Linked DNA regions of Homo sapiens: region 2 is linked to region 1. A link is a contact called in ENCODE Hi-C data. All regions are on one chromosome and are shown on one strand. Each heading gives the region's core, a stretch centred on a gene start or an enhancer-like site at or near the end of the contact. The rest is flanking DNA. Distances are from core to core; before and after follow the strand shown. Region 1 overlaps MAP7D3 (MAP7 domain containing 3). Region 2 overlaps ARHGEF6 (Rac/Cdc42 guanine nucleotide exchange factor 6).

Region 1 (4,175 bases), core at 1,031-3,530:
TAAATGGTCATCATCTCCTGAAAATGCTTGTGGTCTGCCGTCTCCCATCAGCACTAAGTAAGCAGCTTATTCGCAACTGTTCCTGATAGGCGTTTTACTAGAACAAATTCCATGTCAATGTTTGATGAGTGAAATAATATAGTATGCATGGTAACACAAATGTAAAGGGAAAAAAGCCTGTAAAAAGGGATTTATTTTTCAGAAAAATTCCCTGATTATAATGTCATCTCATAATAGCATCTTATATTTTATGAAATTGTACACTGAAAATTAATTAGCAAATGTGTATTACTTTTTCTCAGCAGGCAAATCCAAAAGAACTGCCCTCCATCACCATTACCACTTATTTCAAAACAGTCACCACAGACTTCTTTTCCTTATAAAATAATGCCTATTCAACACACCCTGTCTGTGCAAAGTGCATCAAGTACTGTCAAAAAGAAAAAAGAAACAGTTTCTAAAACCACTAACAGATGTGAGGCTTTGAGCCAAAGGCATATGATCTATGAAGGTAAGTTCTTTCACTAAGAAGTTTATCTTAGCAACACAGAAAATCTTACTGTATTCTGGGAAAGGTTCACTTCATTTTATTCCCCAATTGAGAGAACTTTAGGGAATTATTTTCCTTTTAGAAAGAGAGAATCTAACCAATCTCTGGTACATTGGAATGTATCTTCTCTGTTTGTTTGTCCTTGCCAAAGCTTTCTTCTCACCCCTTTGTTTTGAAAAATCCATTTTTGGAACTGCTTTTAAAAGCATAGGTCTGGCCAAGCATGGTAGCTCACGCCTATAATCCCAGCACTTTGGGAGGCTGAGGTGAGAGGATTGCTTGAGCCAAGGAGTTTGAGACCAGCCCAGGCAACATAGGAGAGAGACCCCTGTTTCTACAAAAAAAAAAAAAATATATATATATATATATATATATATATATACACACACAAAAAAAAAAATTAGCCCGATGTGGAAAGGGTAGGCTATATATTCGGTTAGGGGGTTGAGGATAAGAGTAAGCCATATTATACCATAACCACCTAGCTTAAGGTGGTACACATCTGTAGTCCCAGCTAGTAGGGAGGCTGAGGTAGGAGGATTGCCTGAGACCAGGAGGTGGAGGCTGCAGTGAGCCGTGATAGTGCCTTTACACTCTAGTCTGGATGAGAGAGCGAGACCCCATATCAAAAAAAAGCACAGGTCGGATGAGAGGTTTGGTCTAGGTGATTCCTGAGATCCCTTCTAGCTCTGATAGTGATGGTTCTTGGAGAGAGCACATCCACTCGTGGATGAGCAGGTTTTTCCTAAGATTTAGGTTCGTTTTTATATATAGGCCATAATGTGGTGTCCCTTGATTTGTGTAGTATTCCTGAAAGTGCCATATTGCTATTTTGCCTGTTACGTGCATTCTTAATACCCATGGACATTACTTAATTTCAAAAACACACTGGGGAATTTTGCTCTTTTACGGAATTCCACAGTGAATTTTTTGTAACAGAAACAATCTTTTAATTACAGATTATTCATTCCTGATATGTCTTCTCATTTTCATATGATTTATTTAAAATAAATTAGTAGTTATATAGACCAAAATATCATCATATGCCTCTGTGTACTCACCTTATTTTACTGATAGTCTTGGTTTTGTTATCTACAGTTAGCTACTCTATGATCAACCAAATGTATACACTATTATCAAGGTTTAGCTAAATAGTAATCATATAGTAAAAATGATGCACAGATCTCAAATGTATACCAGATACATATTTGTTTGAGTATTTAAGATATTTGTACCCTTTGTTTGGACCGAGCATAAGCTTGTCTTCCTCTATATTCAGTATTTCTTACTCTTTTCCCATGGGGTCAGTTGATTCAGTTATCTCAAAACCACTAAAACGAAAGTAGAAGTACATTATTTCATTTTGGAACAAGTAGGTGTTAAAAAGAAACAAAATGCTTCTGCTGTTGTTGGGGGTGCAGTTTGAACAAAATCTGTTAGATAATCACCTATAGTTTGCTTGTGATTTATAAATTTTGGACTACGCACATATATATATATTTTAATGTTTTGGATTGTGTTGCACTTCTTTGTTGGAGTGAGAGTTGATTAGCTCTCTTAACTGTTGCACATATTTATTTAAACTAGAGTCTGGTAATAAGAGTACTGCAGGTATTATGAATGCCGAGGCGGCAACAAAAATTTTGACAGAATTGCGCCGCCTTGCTCGTGAACAAAGAGAAAAAGAGGAAGAAGAAAGACAACGGGAAGAAATGCAGCAAAGGTCAGCACAAAGTCTTCCTTCCTATACTATAAATCTTGAGTGGGGCCCAAATTTTTGAAAGTCAAAATTTTACCCTCAAGTTATAAATTCTCAAAGAACAATTGACTTTCTTCAGTGAGGATCAGAAGTGCCTCATTGCCTGCATAGGAAGCATTTCAAGCCCTTGTAAATGGCTAAGGACCCTGGTATGTGGATAAATGGCACAGTCCTTTTTAGCCTCCATACATCATGTGCCATTAAGGTGTGCTAGGAGGATGCACAGAGACCAAACTCACATTCAGGATTTGATCTCTCAGCACCAGAGTGGTATATAAGAACAGATCAGTTCGTGTTCACTAGTGTCAGCCCTTTATTTAAAAGACTTGTAACATCAGGATTTTTAAACCTGAAAATTATACTTACTCATGTTTTACTTTTTCTGTGATCTTTGTGACACCTGTGTCTCATCAGGCCAGTGAGTCATTGCTAGAAGGATTTCCTTTGTGGGCAGCAAATCTCATGTACAGTTGTGTGCATTCAAATTCTAGCAAAGGTTTCTTGTTCCTCCATCTTGAGGACTATTTTATGTCGGGCCTTATAATGTAAACCTCTGTCCACTGGCTGCAGGGAATAACAACAGTACTGAATTTGCTTTTAAGTATTTAGTGTTATTTGAAATAATCACACATTTTCCATATGCTTATATGGGCTTGGGAAAAAGAAGGGAATATTATGAATTACAAAAAAAACCTCTAACTTGAAGAATATTATTCATCGCTTCATATAAACAGAGCTGATTTAGCATTTGAAAGTGCTGAATACTAGGGAACCACCAGACTCTCCTCTAAATTATCTCTGTTACCCCCACGAGAGATTGGGTGTGAGCACGTGTAAAGAAGGCCTTTTAGGGGATGTCATGTCTCAAAGACAGTTAAGGAATGAGTTCCTCTCACGTATGTGTGTTTTTTAACAAGCAAAGTAATCTATTACTTGATTGAAATATTTTTCTGCTCCCGAGGGCTAGTTTTTCTCTTTAAAAAGGGGTGGAATTGTGTAATTCCTATATAGTAACAACACAGAAGATGTAGTGACTCTGGTGTGGATATAAATTATATTACTATACACAGGAAGTTTCACTATAAAAACTCACTAGTGCAAGCTGAGTATGATAGCAATCAAGATAAATACTAACAATTATTTAAATACTCTCAGGGTCATTAAGAAATCAAAAGACATGGCAAAGGAAGCAGTTGGAGGCCAAGCAGAAGACCACTTGAAACTCAAAGATGGGCAGCAACAAAATGAGACTAAAAAGAAGAAAGGATGGCTGGATCAGGAAGACCAGGAAGCACCACTGCAGGTTTGCTGACTTGACACTTTATCAGGGGATGAGAACCAGATTATAAAGTTCAGATGGAACCCAGAGCAAAAATCTCTGTCTCTGAGAAAGAAGACATGAGCAGATTCTCTGGCTGCATTTTATTTTTTATTTTATTTATTTATTTATTAATTTTGAGATGGAGTTTCACTCTTCTCAGCCAGGCTGGAGTGCAATGGCACAATCTTGGCTCACTGCAACCTCTGCCTCCCAGGTTCAAGCCATTCTCCTGCCTCAGCCTCCCAAGTAGCTGGGATTACAGGCATCTGACACCACGCTCAGCTCAGTTTTGTATTTTTGGTAGAGATGGGGTTTTACCATGTTGGCCAGGCTGGTCTTGAACTCCTGACCTCAGGTGATCCGCCCGCCTCAGCTTCCCAAAGTGCTAGGATTACAGGTGTAAGCCACTGCGCCCAACCTCTGGCTGCATTTTTATGTTACAGTCTCTATTACCCAGTACCACTGCAGGTCATTGTCAGCCACCCTCAGAAAACCATAGAATGTTTTCCTAGTGAAATAAGCAGAAAACAGCAAATTGTAGATTA
Region 2 (3,981 bases), core at 1,377-3,876, 470 kb before region 1:
CCATGGACTGCGTCTCCCTCTGGGCAAAATCTCACTACTCTGGGAGCTGGGCAGCATGGGTACCCTCTGGTTGCCTCTTCCAGCTTGCCTTTTCCAGCATGGAACTCTCTACCCTACACTTGGGCTGGGGTGAGGGTGATTGGGCCTACTCTCCAGCCTGTGTCGGGGCTGCGTGAAGTGAGCTTTCGACCTCTCAGGCACACTTACCAGGAATTTAGCCTCTTTTACACAGAGTTGAAGGGGAGAGATGTGCTGATGACCTGTCCCTCCTGGTGAGATATCATATTTTTTGACTGGTAGCTGAGAGGCCAGGGAGGCCTCTCTACTTGGTCACAGTTGCCCGGAATGGAGCTTCTGTCAAGCTGAGTTGGGAGGAGGGAGAAAAGGGAGAGCTGGTCATAGCTCAAATGCTGTAAGTTCTCCCTGTTCTTACTGAGTTTTAGTAGATTTTCCTGAATAAATACTTTTTTTCATTTATCTTATATCATTAGGACAACTTCTAGATATTTTATTTATTTTTATTTTTATTATTATTGGCTTTTCAGAGACAAGGTCTTGCTCTGTCACCCAGGCTGGAGTGCAGTGATACAATCATAACTCAACGCAGCCTTGAACTCCTGGGCTCAAGCAATCCTCCCACCTCAGCCTCCTGAGCAGCTGTGACTACAGGCACACACCACCACACTCAGCTAATTATAAAAAAATTATAGAGACAGGGCTTTCACTATGTTGACCAGAGTCTGCTGGTCTCAAACTCCTGGGCTTAAGTGATCCTCCTGCCTCAGCCTCCCAAAGTGCTGGGATTACAGGTGTGAGCCACTGCGCCTGGCCTAAATGGTTTTCACCTGCTACGCTTTTTTTTAACTGAGTAGTGCATCCAATGAATCTCATGCCACCATCTCAAAAGTGGAACTCCTTACTGTTTCCTTTTCTGTCCTTCTGTGCCCTTGCCTGATCTGAGCCTAAACTTTTTATCACTTTTTTAATGTCTCACTTCACAATTCTACCACTTAGAGGCTGTTTTACCCAAGGCAATTCACTTCATTTCTAAGCCTTAATTTCCTCACTTGTAAAATGAGGGTCAAACCACCTACCTTGCAGGATTGATGTTAGTATTAAATGAAATAATGTATACTAAGCACCCAGCACTGTGTCACCATGCCCTATGTGTCCTTTAAACATCTACCTACCAGCTACTAGTTTCTTTTTAGGAAAAAAAGTATAAAATATTTCAAGCATACAAAGAACAGAGATAATATAAAGTACATCCACGTACCCACTATTCAGCTTAAGAAACAAATTATAGATGCAATTCAAGTTCTGTGTATCCCCTTCAATATTTCCTGCTCTTCTCTCCCTCACCAGAGTGAACCACAGTCCTAAATTTGTTTTTGTCATTTCCAGGAATGTTTTCATACTTTTCTACATATCTACAATAAAGAAAAAATGATTCACAGACTTTTTTCCTTTGATGAATTCATAAATGTCCTGTGAATATAAGGGCAAATTCCTTAACACCAGTAAAATGAGCACATGTTCTCCTTTTGATATGAAAACAATATTCTGGATGAATACTGGAAAGAAATGGTTTACCTCAAGTGGCAGACTTTCTGTGGTGTTTAGAGAAGTTTCCATTGTAACTCTATGTGTTAAAATGTTACTGACTACATTTACCTATGTTGGGAATTTAATTTTATAATTAAGTAAAGCTTCCCTCAAACATTATGGTTTGATGTTTGTTACACAGTTGATTTAAAAGATTCTCAAGTTTTTGGTGAAGTATAATGCCCTGTTTAATTTTAGTTAACGGTGTTTTTGAGAATTTTATAATATCCCTTGAAATGATGGAAGACTCACTGGAGTCCTCATAGAACTAAATTTTTATCTTACTGGTTTATTTACAGGTAAAAGGGATGAAAATTAAAATACTTGAGGTTTTTCTCACATGTGCTTTTAATATAATCTCAACTATTTTACATGCATCTAGTGGCAATTTATGCTGACCTATTAAAGGCAAAGCACAGTGAAATGAAATTCACAGAAAATTCACATTAAACATTTTTTAGATGAAGATTTCAGCTGAAATAGGGACATTGGTGGATTTCTGTTCTTTCCTTGCTGAAGCTGTGATGTTCAGGTGAACTTCTTCCTTTCGGCCTTTAGGTGGCAATACCATACCAGGAATGCTTATAACAATTGGCCCTGAGAAGGGATCCAGCCTTAAAATTGTATGATTGCATGCAGCTGTCTTGTTAAAAATGCAGTCGTGTATGGCCTGAATTTGGATATGTAATCAGACCCCAACCTTGATGTGTCCCCATATTTGCATATATTTGAATGGCCGCTCTAGTCTTTTGTTGTCCCCTGGGTGAGGTATTTCGGGATTTCCCCTCCCTCTCCCCTGCTAGCTTGCTATGGTAGCTCCTGTTTCTTCCTGGGAATAACCTCTCTTTTACAAAAATACCCTCTTCTCTCCTGTGCTTGCTTCAGTGTGGCATTCATCCTTTTTCACGAGGGAGAGGGTTAAATGAGAGATCAGAGAGAAGAGGAGTTGGTGCTAAGACAGATCCGGACCTCACTTCCGTCTCTGCTGTGCTGTGCTTTTGCTCTTGTTAGTTCTCTCCACTCTTTGTTTACCATGGTTGCCAGCAATGAAGACTTTGAGAAACCCCCCAAAAAGTTGTGTACTTGCTCTGGGGGCAGGGAGCACGTAAAAAATTCTGAGCCTAGGTTCTGTTCTTTTCTGTCTTTGAAGGGCCAGAGAAGGGAGCAAGTAAGACTGATCACAAACAAAAAGTGGTAGGGACAAGGCCGGGCGCGGTGGCTCACGCCTGTAATCCCAGCACTTTGGGTGGCCGAGGCAGGTGGATCACTGGAGGTCAGGAGTTCCAGGCCAGCCTGGCCAATATAGTGAAACCCCATCTCTACTAAAAGCACAAAAATTAGCCGGATGTGGTGGTGTGCGTCTGTAGTCCCGGCTACCCAGGAGGCTGAGGCAAGAGAATCGCTTGAACCCTGAAGGTGGAGGTTGCAGTGAGCCAAGATCGCACCACTGCACTTCAGCCTGGGCAACAGAGCAAGACTGTCTCAAAAAAAAAAAAAAAAGGAGTGGGGACAAAAAAAGAAGCAAAAGAAGCACACCACCTAATATCTGGGGCTGGATAAATGAAAAAGAGAAGAAAGGGAACCACTCTACCCAGTGTGAGTGGCACTCTTGAAATTTTCCACTGGCCAGAGGCTGTGGCAGCCAGCTCCTCTTGCCTCACCACCCCTTTTGGACCACAGTGATTTCCCCCGAAGGGCTGGTGGGGTAGTAATTGAGGTGGAGAGGAGGAATCTCTGACCTTCTGCTAGGTAGAGTTATGATCATTCAAATTAGAAACCTATACAAAGATGCCACAGAAGCACTTCTATATGAGATGGCTAAGCTCTGTAGTGTTATTATAGTATACATAGCTTTCTTCAGCTTTCCAGTCCAACCCAGAATATCCCAGAGCCCCATCCACCATGCATTCTATGAAATAAATGTATGTTGTTTTAAACAGCATTTATACACTGAGAACTGCTTCTATTGTATCATGTCACATATACAGAACATTTTAAGCTTGAAAAGCAAGTCTTAATCCACTGCTATTTCAAATGGGCTGTATAAAATTCTACATTTAAAAGACAGATTGTTCTTTGGTATAACAATATATATTTATGTATTATATTTGTGTATAATGATACTAATTTGTGTATTATGTTTATTTGGCTAAATAAAATGTGTCTTTTAGGATCTATTTATCATAGATAAAAGGCATTTTAGGACAATTTTGTTCTTTTGTTGCCCTAGTAAAATTATCTTTTCTGAAGAACCAGTGTTTTAATCCAAGATAGTGATCTCATGTTGTACTGAAATAAATTTAAATTGTTTTATGATGTTTAGCAAGCCTAGAAGTTAGAATGCTGCATGGAAGGTAATAATAAGGTACACATTAG

The links. Hi-C counts contacts between places; a loop is a spot of excess contacts on that map. Pooled maps may share reads with other maps.
Region 2: a map of Panc1 shows a loop between it and region 1 (6-fold over the local background). The contact joins two enhancer-like sites. A Hi-C loop is called at or near these places in 1 of 168 maps with a recorded cell type or tissue (Panc1), 3 of 37 single-sample maps with no recorded cell type and 9 of 50 pooled maps.

What each region holds. Positions count from the first base shown.
Region 1 is chrX:136,226,721-136,230,895 of GRCh38, reverse strand. It overlaps MAP7D3 (MAP7 domain containing 3), which reads left to right. Exons shown (of 19, transcript NM_024597.4): 9 at 1-57; 10 at 303-511; 11 at 2,138-2,273; 12 at 3,465-3,612. Among named protein-coding and RNA genes, the nearest start is that of MAP7D3, 23 kb to the left of the region's middle. Within about 2 kb of position 2,280, at least 2 of the 41 ENCODE cell types and tissues checked have a DNase peak (open chromatin) inside an H3K27ac peak, as active enhancers do.
Region 2 is chrX:136,693,181-136,697,161 of GRCh38, reverse strand. All of the region lies in intron 9 of ARHGEF6 (Rac/Cdc42 guanine nucleotide exchange factor 6), which reads left to right. Among named protein-coding and RNA genes, the nearest start is that of CD40LG, 47 kb to the right of the region's middle. RefSeq lists an enhancer at 2,282-2,381. Within about 2 kb of position 2,626, at least 4 of the 41 ENCODE cell types and tissues checked have a DNase peak (open chromatin) inside an H3K27ac peak, as active enhancers do.